Regions from separate parts of the Mus musculus genome. Here region 2 is linked to region 1. A link is a loop called in an ENCODE intact Hi-C map of the cell type or tissue named here. Cell type or tissue: heart. All regions are shown on one strand.

Region 1 (5,000 bases):
GGAACCTTTCAATCGGTTTTCTCATTTATGCATTAAGATTATTTTCTTTAGGACAATGACTCATCATACAGACCAGGCTGGCCCGGAACTCACTGAGTTCCTGCTGCCTCTGCCTCCTGAGTGCTAGAGTAAAACACATGTGCCACCACACCCCACTAAAAATCTGAATTAGTATATATTAATTATACGTAATAAAAAATTTCATATGACATTTGTGTGTGTGTGTGTGTGTGTGTGTGTGTGCATGTTGGGAGTTTCTCTGTGTGCCCTTGGCTGTCCGAGAACTTGCTCTGTAGACCAGGCTGGCTTAAAAATCCCAGAGATCCGCCTGCCTCTGTCTCTTCAGTGCTGGGACTGAGCCACCACGGCCAGCTTGTCCTCCATTTTTCTTTTATGTTTGAAATTTTTTTTTGTTTTGGTTTTGATTATGTATAGGTAGGGAGCACAGCATTGTATGCAAATGATTGCAGGTGGCCACAGAGTCTAGAGATGGTTGGATGTCAAGTGCTGCCAGACATGCGTGCAGAAATCCAACTCAGATCCTTGGCAAAAGTAGTAGGTAAATCTTAAATACTGAGCCATTTCTCCCCCCCCCACCACCACCACCACCACCCCCGCCACACCCCCACCTTTCAGAAAGATTGGCTCTTGCACCGGGCATAGTAGTGCGAGCCTTTATTCCCAGCACTTGGGAGACTATGGCAGGTTCTGTGAGAGACTGCCAGAGCTGTATTGGGAGACACCGTCTCAAAAAAACAGAGGGAGAAGCCGGGCGGTGGTGGCGCACGCCTTTAGCAGAGGCAGGTGGATTTCTGAGTTCGAGGCCAGCCTGGTCTATAGAGTGAGTTCCAGGACAGCCAGGGCTACACAGAGAAACCCTGTGTCGAACAAACAAACAAACAAACAAACAAAACAGAGACAAACAGACAGAGAAACAGAGAAGATAGAAACTTTATCTTGATAGGTAGCTCAGGCAGTCCTCAGTCTCTCAAACAGCCTTGATCATATGTGTAAAGTGCCATGTGCACTAAAGATGTATTGTACAGCAAAGCACTTCAGTCGTGGAGGCAAAAAGGTCAGGAGTTCAAGGTCATTTTCATCTAAATAGAGAGTTTGAGACTAGGCGAAGCTCCATAAAACCCTGCCTTGTAGGACGAGTGTGGTGGTACAAGTCTTTAATACTGGTGCTCAGAAGGTTGAGGCCAGCCTGATCTACATAGCAAGTTCCTTGGACAGCCAGGGTTACACAGTGAGACCCTGTCTCAGAACCGAGAGTCTGGCCCTAGAGAGATGGCTCAGCAGTTAAGAGTGCTGGTTGTTCCTCAGAGGCCCCAGGTTTGCTCCCCGGCACCCCCATGGCAGTTCATAACTGTAACTCCAACTTGAGAACATCTGATGCCTTCTTCTGGCCGCCACAGAACCAGGCATACAGGTGGTGCACAGATATCCAAGCTGGCAAACAGTCATATTCGTAAAAATAAAACAATAACTTCCCACGGTTTGGTGAGATGGCTCACTAGCTAAAGACACTTGTTGCCAAGCCTGAACTCAATCCCCAGGACCTAAAAGGTGAAAGGACAGAGGTGACGCCTGCAAGCTGCCCTTTGACCTCCACTCTCACACTTCGGGCATGCATAGCCACACACATGAAAAATAAATAAATGAATAAAATGTAGTAAAAATGATTTTGAAGAAAAAGTAATTTAACAAACAAAAATAAGGGCTAGAGAGATAGCTCAGTGGTTAAGGGCACTGACTGCTCTTCCAGAGGTCCTGAGTTCAAATCCCAGCAACCACCTGGTGGCTCACGAACATCAGTAATGGTATCAGATGCCCTCTTCTGGTGTGTCTGAAGACAGCTACAGTGTACTCACATACATAAAATAAATCTTTAAAAAAGAGAGAGAGAGAGACACACACACACACACACACAAATAATAACAGAAAAATAAGGCATATGCCAGGGTGTGTTCAGACTAAAGGCAAACACTGCATTTTAGATAATGCACTTCAGCATCCTCAGATTTGGGTAGCCTGGAGTTCCAAAGCATCCTTCACTCGGTCCCTTCTCTCGCGCAGCTGCTCATGCTGCATGCAGACTCCTGTGCCTGAGTCTGGCCTCATCCCTAGGATCTGGTTTGAGGATTCCCCAACCTTTGCCTGAGAAGCACACCTAAGAGACGCAGGTGGGGGAGGAGGGAGGGGTGGGGGAGGGGGAAGGGGCTGGATGCCAAGAGAGGCTAAGGAAAGGATGGGGTAACCATGCCCTCTCTGTATGCTCCTAGGCTTCTGAAAGTGGGCAAGAAGGTAGGTATCTCTATCTCTGCCTGAGAGCAACGTCCCGGCTGCCATCCCTGTGCCCCTCCACTCCCACACAGCGGATAAGATGCCCACATAGACGAGCTTCTCACAGGTGTTCCCATAGTTCCATCACGCCCTCCAAGCCCCAGTTGCCTGGCGAGGCTGAGTCACTGCCAACCTCTCCCTTTTTCCGCTATTAAGAACTAATTAGGGAGCTGAGGCACCGGCCTGTGTGACAGCGGTTTTCGCTCATCAATAATGGTTCGGGTTGTGTGGGTGAGCAGGAGCGAGGCAGGCATGCGTGCGGGCTTGCGACTGGAGCCCTGTCTCCAGGGAACAGTCGCCCTTAGTGGAGTACCCTAAAAATGGCTGTTTTTGGACCCGTGGGCTCTCAACTCACCCAGGCAATGACAGTACTGTACATATTCTTATCCCAGCGGTGGTCTTGTTACCCGGACCCTCAGTCTAAGCTAGTGCTCCCTAATGAGAATAAATTTGGACTATTTAGGGTTTGGGTGGGTCGATTCTGTTTTTGTAGTGCTAGAGATAAACCTGGGGGCAGGGTGCACACAGGGCAAGGATTCTACTACCGAGCTACGTTCCCAACCAGATTTTAAATATTTGAAAAGTCAAGAACATTTTCCCATGGGCTAGCATCAAGCTTAAGGTCTTCCTTGCCAATCCTGACTGCCTGAGTTAAAGCCCCAGGACTCACGTGGTGGAAGGAGAGAACTGACTCCCAAGAGTTGCCCTCTGACCTCCATTCACAAGCCAAGGCACATGCATACCGCCAAAACTAAGTAAGTAAATAAAGAATGTAGAGCCGGGTTTGGTGGCATCTCTGTGAGGACAGATCTCTTGAGTTCAAGGCCAGAAAAGTTTACAGAGTGAGTGCCAGGGCAGCCAAGCAAGGGCTACACAGAGAAACTCTGTCAAAAAAAAAAAAAAAAAAAAAAAAAAAAAAGGAGGGGCTGGAGAGATGGCTCAGCTGTTAAGAGCACTGACTGCTCTTCCAGAGGTCCTGAGTTCAATTCAAACCACATGGTGGCTCACAACCATCTGTCGTGGGATCCGATGCCCTCTTCTGGTGTGTCTGAAGACAGAGACAGCGTACTCACATGCATAAAACACAAAAATATTTTTTTAAAAAAGGAAGAGGAGGAAGAGGAGGAAGGAGGGAGGGAAAGAAGGAAGGAAGGAAGGAAGGAAGGAAGGAAGGAAGGAAGGAAGGACAGGTACCTCAATCCAGAGAGACGAGGTTAAGAGAACTTCCTGCTCTTGCAGAGGACACAGGTTTGATTGCCAGCATCCACATTCGGCTCACATGAAAAATAGCCCAAGATAATTTACCTTTGGTTCGCAACTTTTTTTTTTTTTTTTTGAGACAAACTCTATGTAGTCTTAGTTGTAGACCAGGATAGTTTAGACTCAGAGACCTGTCTGCCTCTGCCTCCCAAGTGCTGAGATGAAAGGCCTGAGCCTGCAAACCGGGCTTAATTATTTGCAACATTTTAACTCTCCATAACCCCCTAATTCAGCCATGTGGCCTTGTAGACTCTCCTGTTCACACCAGCAGCCTTGGCTGGGATCCTCCTTAAGACTTCAAAGCTCTCCTCCGCTTTGTAGTTAAACTGGGTCCAGTCAGACAGGTAATAGATATTGAGTTTCTTATTTCAGTGACATCTTTGCAATGGCCTCTAAGGATTGGCACAGGGACTTACTTATTCAGTGAACCATCATTCTGCCTCCCGCATCCCTCCTCCTAGGAGGAGCTCCAGCCCAGCTCCTCTTTATGTGCATGAATTCAGACTGGGGAGAGTGCTCCCCCTCCATGGGCCTTAGTTTCTTCATCCATAGAATAGAGTCACGATGACACTAATGTCCTAGGATCATGGCACAAACTAACTGCATTTATTCCCACAGAGAACTTTACCCGCCTGTCACATGCACTATTACGACGGTGGGGGCGGGGGTCATGGGGAGGGCATGAGACTAAGTCTCATGGTCTGGTTTCCAACCTCACAGGCCCAGAAAGTGAACACAAACACCACTTAACAGCTCAGGGTTGGTTTCCAACACTGGCCTCCTGCTCAGTGGTAGGTAATGGCCTTTGGGAGGCTCAGCCTCCAGAGACTTCATTTTTGCTGCCTCCTCCAGTGGCAATTAAGTGGGGGCTTTCTCTTGAAGGACAGGAAATCTCGGGGTCACAAAGTGATGCTTTGAAGGGAATTACCCAAATGTGCCAAGTTTGTGCTTGGACTTTCTCCCACTCCCCTCCGCCCCTGCCCTGTGATGCCTGTATGAATGAATCCCATTTCACAGAGACGGCTAACTGAGGTTCAACATAGACAAAGGGAGGAGAAAAGTGCAAAATGTATTAAATTTCCACGGGTGCTGTGCAAAATGCTTCGGATATTGCATTGTCCCAAGGCCCACCCTCAAGTCATTTCCCCTACAATGTTTGGAGGAGAAAGCATCTCAACAACTAGAAAAGGGGAGAGCCAGGAAGCCTTCCCTTTTATCCAACCACAGGCCTTTGTGAGCACAATATGCAGTGCGCACACCCGAGGGAAAGGGCTATGCCTCTCATCTCTGAAGAGGACCCTTGTCATGGGCACTTTGCAGTGCCTACAATGACAGCCACCACTGCTGAATAGGAGGCAGGCTGCTGTTTATAATAATTGCCATCCTAGCTGGGG
Region 2 (5,000 bases), 78 kb after region 1:
ACAGACAGTTCTAAGCCACTATGTGGTTGCTGGGAATTGAACTCAGGACCTCTGGAAGAACAGTCATTGCTCTTAACCACTGAGCCATCTCTCCATCTCTCAAAATATTTCAAGCTGAGGCGGGAAGTTAGTGGGGTTTGGGAGAGCTAATGGGACTCTTTCTTCTGCTGACCATCACTCGCAGAAGTTAGGAAGCTGCTCTCCTACATGACCCCAACAAGTCTGTCCCAGGGCCCCCAACATGAGACCTCCATCCCATGGGCCTGACACCAGGACTCTGTTCCTTTCCCTTCTCTTTGTCTTTCCAACCTTCTTTTCTTCCCCTCTTCCCTTCTCCACTCTCACTTTTCAAATTCCTCGTAGGCTAAACACAGTAAGGGTGCATTCTTCTCCTTGGCCCCAGCGGACAACCCCAAGCCCAGGGCCTTTCCCTTCCACCTGACCTTCCTTCAGATCATAACACTTCCCTTTCCCTTCTCTGAACATCAACTCCAGCACACCCAGAATAAGGGGAGCAGTTTTGAGGGTAACAATGATCCAGGCTGGTACCCGAGGGGCACCCTGCACTACAGAGTTCTGCTTTTAGACAGGTGGGATCCAGTTTCTGGATCCAGAACACTCCTGTGGCATCTCTTGAGTTTGGTCTGATTGGGTGAGGTCACAGCCCAGTGTTTTGCCCATCCCACACCTCCACCCAGCATACTGTTGAGAATGGGAGAGCTGGTGGGGTGGTGAGGTGAGGTGAGAGCATTTGGACAGGGTGCGGCTGGGAGAATGGGCTGGAGGGCCCACGCGGAGACTGGCTGGGATTCTGTCTCACCGGTTTGGGGAGTCAGCTGGCCTGGCAATGGGATGGGAGGGGCTGCCAGCTCCCTGAGAAAGGGGAGCTGAGTGAGGCATACTGGACTGGCCAAGAGCCTGAACAGGATTCCTAGGTGTAACTAATAGGCATGTACGCACGCGCACAAGCACACATACACACACACATGTTTGGATGCACACTCAGTCACAACACATGCACATTCATATGCATACTCAAACATAGTTACACACGTCATCTGAGACCCTTCAGCATTCTGGATCCCTCTTAGCCGGCTCTATTTTTCTTATCTGATATATCTAGCATAATTCAATTTTTGTCTTTTAGATGGGGTCTTCCTATGTAGCCCTGGCTGGCCTGGAACTTGTGGTAAGACTTCTTCTGCCTCCTGAGTCCTGGGATACTAACAATTTATCTAAGATCTATTGCTCACCACCTGCCTCCAGTGAAACAGAATTCTGAGAGGGCGGGATGATTGGCCTACTTTGCTCATGATCTTGTGCCCAGCAACCTGCAGCATGCCTGGTATGTGAAAGGCACTCAATACATGTGTGGATCAATGGAGCCTTCCCCAAACACATTTGGGTACACATGTATATGGACAGGACATACACGCTGAAAGAGATTCTGGGCACCCTCACACCTGTGCACACAAGTGCATGCACATTAGGCACAGACACAGACACAAACTTCTTTGCACTCTGACCCACAGGCACTTTTCAGACCCACACCCAGCAGTCTAGATTCCAGAGCTGGTGCTCACAGCAGCACACATCTGTGCAGACATGTTCAAGCACATCCTGCTCCCTGCAGCATGTGCTGCCAGACCTGGAGGGCAGCCTCTCCCTGGAGCAGGAGGTAGGCCACTAGATGCTGACAGTGCGACAGCCTGGGATGGGAAGGGTAGGCAGAGCCATCCTGGTACGTGGAAGCTGTCAGGAAACCAGTCTAGACTCTCTTATAACAGAGATGGAGGTTACAGGAGAGCTACCTATCTGGAACACAGTTCTACCTCTAAAGGCCAATAGACTTGGAGCAGAGCCTAGGAGAGAGAGAGAGACAGATGGGACATCAGTCCTCTAGGACACAGAAGTTCGTGAGTCCCAGGATTGGCCATCTGGCACCTGGGAGCAAGGGGTGGTAATGAGAACGTCATGCCCTTCCCTGGGTCAGCTCCAATCTTCATTGTAGAGGCCTCTGCTCCATAAGAGTTGTCAAGGTGTAGAGTAATAAGACAGAACTGTCACCTTCTTTTTTTTTCTTTCTTTCATTTTTTTTGTTTTTGTTTTTGTTTTTGGTTTTTTTGGTTTTTTGGGACAGGGTTTCTCTGTGTAGCCCTGGGCTGTCCTGGAACTCACTTTGTAGACCAGGCTGGCCTCGAACTCAGAAATCTGCCTGCCTCTGCCTTCCAAGTGCTGGGATTAAAGGCATGCATCACCACCGCCCGGCAAACTGTCACCTTCTTGACACTTGAAAGTGCCCCTCTGTCCCTAACTCTGCAATGGAATGGCAGTGGGGGCAGTAGTTACTAGAACAGCATCTTTGCCCCCCACTCCTCCAGACTCCTGCCCCACCCCCACCCCGAACCAATGCAAGGTTGGACAAGTGAATTCTGGCTATCCCACCCTCTGGCTAGTGAGCTGGGGTTCATTCCCACAATGGCCAGACTAGGAATGCATGCTCTAATTCTAGGGAAATTCCAGGAAAGAAAAACGTGTAGTGAATGTCTTTAATCCCCTCTTCATATCCCTCTAAACACCAAGAAGAGTGGCCTGGGACTAGAAAAATACAGACATCCCCGATTAGAAACCCGAAACCACCGTCCTCCAAAGGCTCCCTGGAATACTGTGTCTTCATGCCCCCTGGTGGCAGGTCTGAGGTTCCTTACAGCTCACGGGGATCCCCAGCTCTCTATCAGATGTCAGGGGAGTAAAGGACCTGCCAAGGCCATAGGGTACACCAACTGGCATTACACAGAGAAGGGAAGATTGGCAGAGAGAGGGAGGCGAGGGCCTGTACCCAGACACCTCCACCTTGCAGACTGGCCTCAGGTGTTATGATTCATTTCAACAATAAACATTTATTGAGCAGCAGAGCTCTAAGCCCAATGTTCTTCACAACCCACTCTGCAGCTCAGACACAACCGCCACCTGGCTGGCCTTGGTCCTGTGAGACTCAAGCCGGAAGCTGAAAACTTCCGCAGGAGCAGAAAGGGAGACAGAGACCCCCAAGAGCTCACTTCCCAACCAGCAATATGGCTACCAGTCTGCGGTTCAAAGACACAAGAGAGAGAGAGAGAGCTAAGGTGGAGGCTGAGTGGAAACTAGGTCAACTGTGTCCCTTTTAAGGTTTTTCCTTTTGTTTTATTTTGAGACAGGGTCTTACAACAGAGCCTCTACTGGCCTAGAACTCACTACAGGCTAGCCTGAAACTCACCGCAATCCACCTGCCCCTGCATCCCAGCTGCTGCAATTAAAGGCATGTGATGCCACACTCAGTTGTTTTTGTTTTGAAACAAAATCTCATTATGTAGCCTGGCCTGGCCAGGATCTCACTGTGTAGGCTGGGCTGGTCCCGAGATCTGCCTGCTTCTGCCTCCCCCGGGTGCCAGGGTTAAGGGTGTGTGCCACCACACCTGGCTATTTTAAGTTTTAATAAATAGTTCTTGCCCCCAGCCAGGTGTCCTGAGCTTGAAGAGTGCGCCATGTCACCGCCTTATGTCAGTTCAGGCTCTGGCTCTGAAAAGGAAAGAGAGAGCAAGAGTTAGTCCTGCCTATTGCAACAGGTGTCTGAATACCACCCTAGCAGGAGCATAGATCACTAACAGGCTGCACCCTTGAGAAGGGTGACAGCACCCACCTGCATTCCCCTGGCACTATAGCCCAGGGAGAGAACCCTGTCCCCAGTGCCCATCCCAAGCTGTGTTCCTATCCCTTCGGCACAATCCAGTACTGACCGGCCTCGGCCTCGTCACCCTTGGCTTCTGGCTCTTGCCACCAGTCAGCATAGAGACCTTCCTCATAGTCGCCCTCGCCTTCGAACTCAGCATCAGATAGAGGTTCTTCAGGCTCTGGGAGTGATTCTGTCTCCTCCAGTTCCATCTAGAGCAGCCCGGGGATGGGGGAGAAACTGAGTCACAGCAAACCCACATGCAAATAGGCTCCCCTTCAGATCAGAACACCCTCTACTCCCGCCCCCATCTTTCAGCCCCCACCCACTTTAGCAGGTTTCCTGGTGTGGTCCTGGCGGGAGTTGGGCAGGCAGGCCCCAGATGACCCTCCCCTCCCCTCCCCTCCCCTCCCCAGTGTCAGCATCTAACAGGATGTCAGGGTTTCTCCTGCTGGGTCCCATTCTGAAACTGCTTCCCTGAGTGACACTTGGGGCTCAACCAGCAGAGGCAGGCAGGGTGCTAGCGTCAGCACCGCCTGTACCTCAGCCCCACCTTCAGCCCCACACCCAGTGAGAACACTGCTAGTCTGTGCATTTTGTCTTCTGGCTCTTCCTCTCCTGCCAGGAATGCCTTGGCAGCCCTGACCTGGATGGGCCCGTGGATTCCACCAAAGCCACATGTCCACTCCAGACTGAGGCCTTCAAGCATCACCCTCACTGGTGCCCATGCTGGCCTCTGTAGCTGTGCCCCCCTCATGAGAACCTCTGGGAGACTGTTTCTCTCAGCCACTTACTGCAACCCAAGCCTGACATCTGGCAAACAGCAGACCCAGAGTGACAGTCATCACCGTCACTGCAGGTTCTGAGCATCTTCGGAGTGCCAGCTGCACGTACTATGAGCTTTAAATAATCTCATTTAATTGTCACCATAATAAAAGTCAAAGGGCATTCTTCTCATAAAAAGCAGGGTTTTGCTATGTTACTTAAGATGGAGACGCTAAGGCCAAACGGCTGGCAAATGACAGAACTGGGAGGACAAACATCTAAGGCAGCCATGTGTGACGATGAAGTCTGCTCCCAAGTTCACTGAAGGTAAGTACTGAATAAATAAACCACACAGCAATCCCTTAAGAAGCCCAGGTCATGGGATGGAGAGATGGCCTGAGTTCAATTCCGAGCACCCACACGGCAGCTTACAACTGTCTGTAACTGCAGTTCCAGGGGATCCAACATCCTCACACAGGCATACATGCAGGCAAAACACCAATGCTTGGAATAATAATAATAATAA

The links. A loop is a pair of places that touch in the nucleus more often than their neighbours do. Peaks named below come from ENCODE experiments on the same cell type or tissue, not always from the same donor. Only the 100,000 strongest peaks of a DNase experiment are listed, where the experiment ranks them.
Region 2: a loop joins it to region 1, with 5 times the contacts of the local background. A loop is called at or near these places in 2 of 42 quality-filtered maps.

The regions. Positions count from the first base shown.
Region 1 is chr11:100,327,958-100,332,957 of GRCm38, forward strand. No RefSeq gene overlaps it. Among named protein-coding and RNA genes, the nearest start is that of Gast, 3.9 kb to the right of the region's middle. In heart, no CTCF peak of the experiment used is centred here; no DNase peak of the experiment used is centred here; H3K27ac peaks cover 87 bases.
Region 2 is chr11:100,405,587-100,410,586 of GRCm38, forward strand. It overlaps P3h4 (prolyl 3-hydroxylase family member 4 (non-enzymatic)), which reads right to left. Exons shown (of 8, transcript NM_176830.3): 7 at 3,777-3,921; 8 at 2,881-3,558. The coding sequence ends at 3,536. Among named protein-coding and RNA genes, the nearest start is that of P3h4, 6.6 kb to the right of the region's middle. In heart, a CTCF peak has its summit at 2,690 (motif pointing left); DNase peaks (open chromatin) are centred at 2,705 and 4,385; H3K27ac peaks cover 1,082 bases.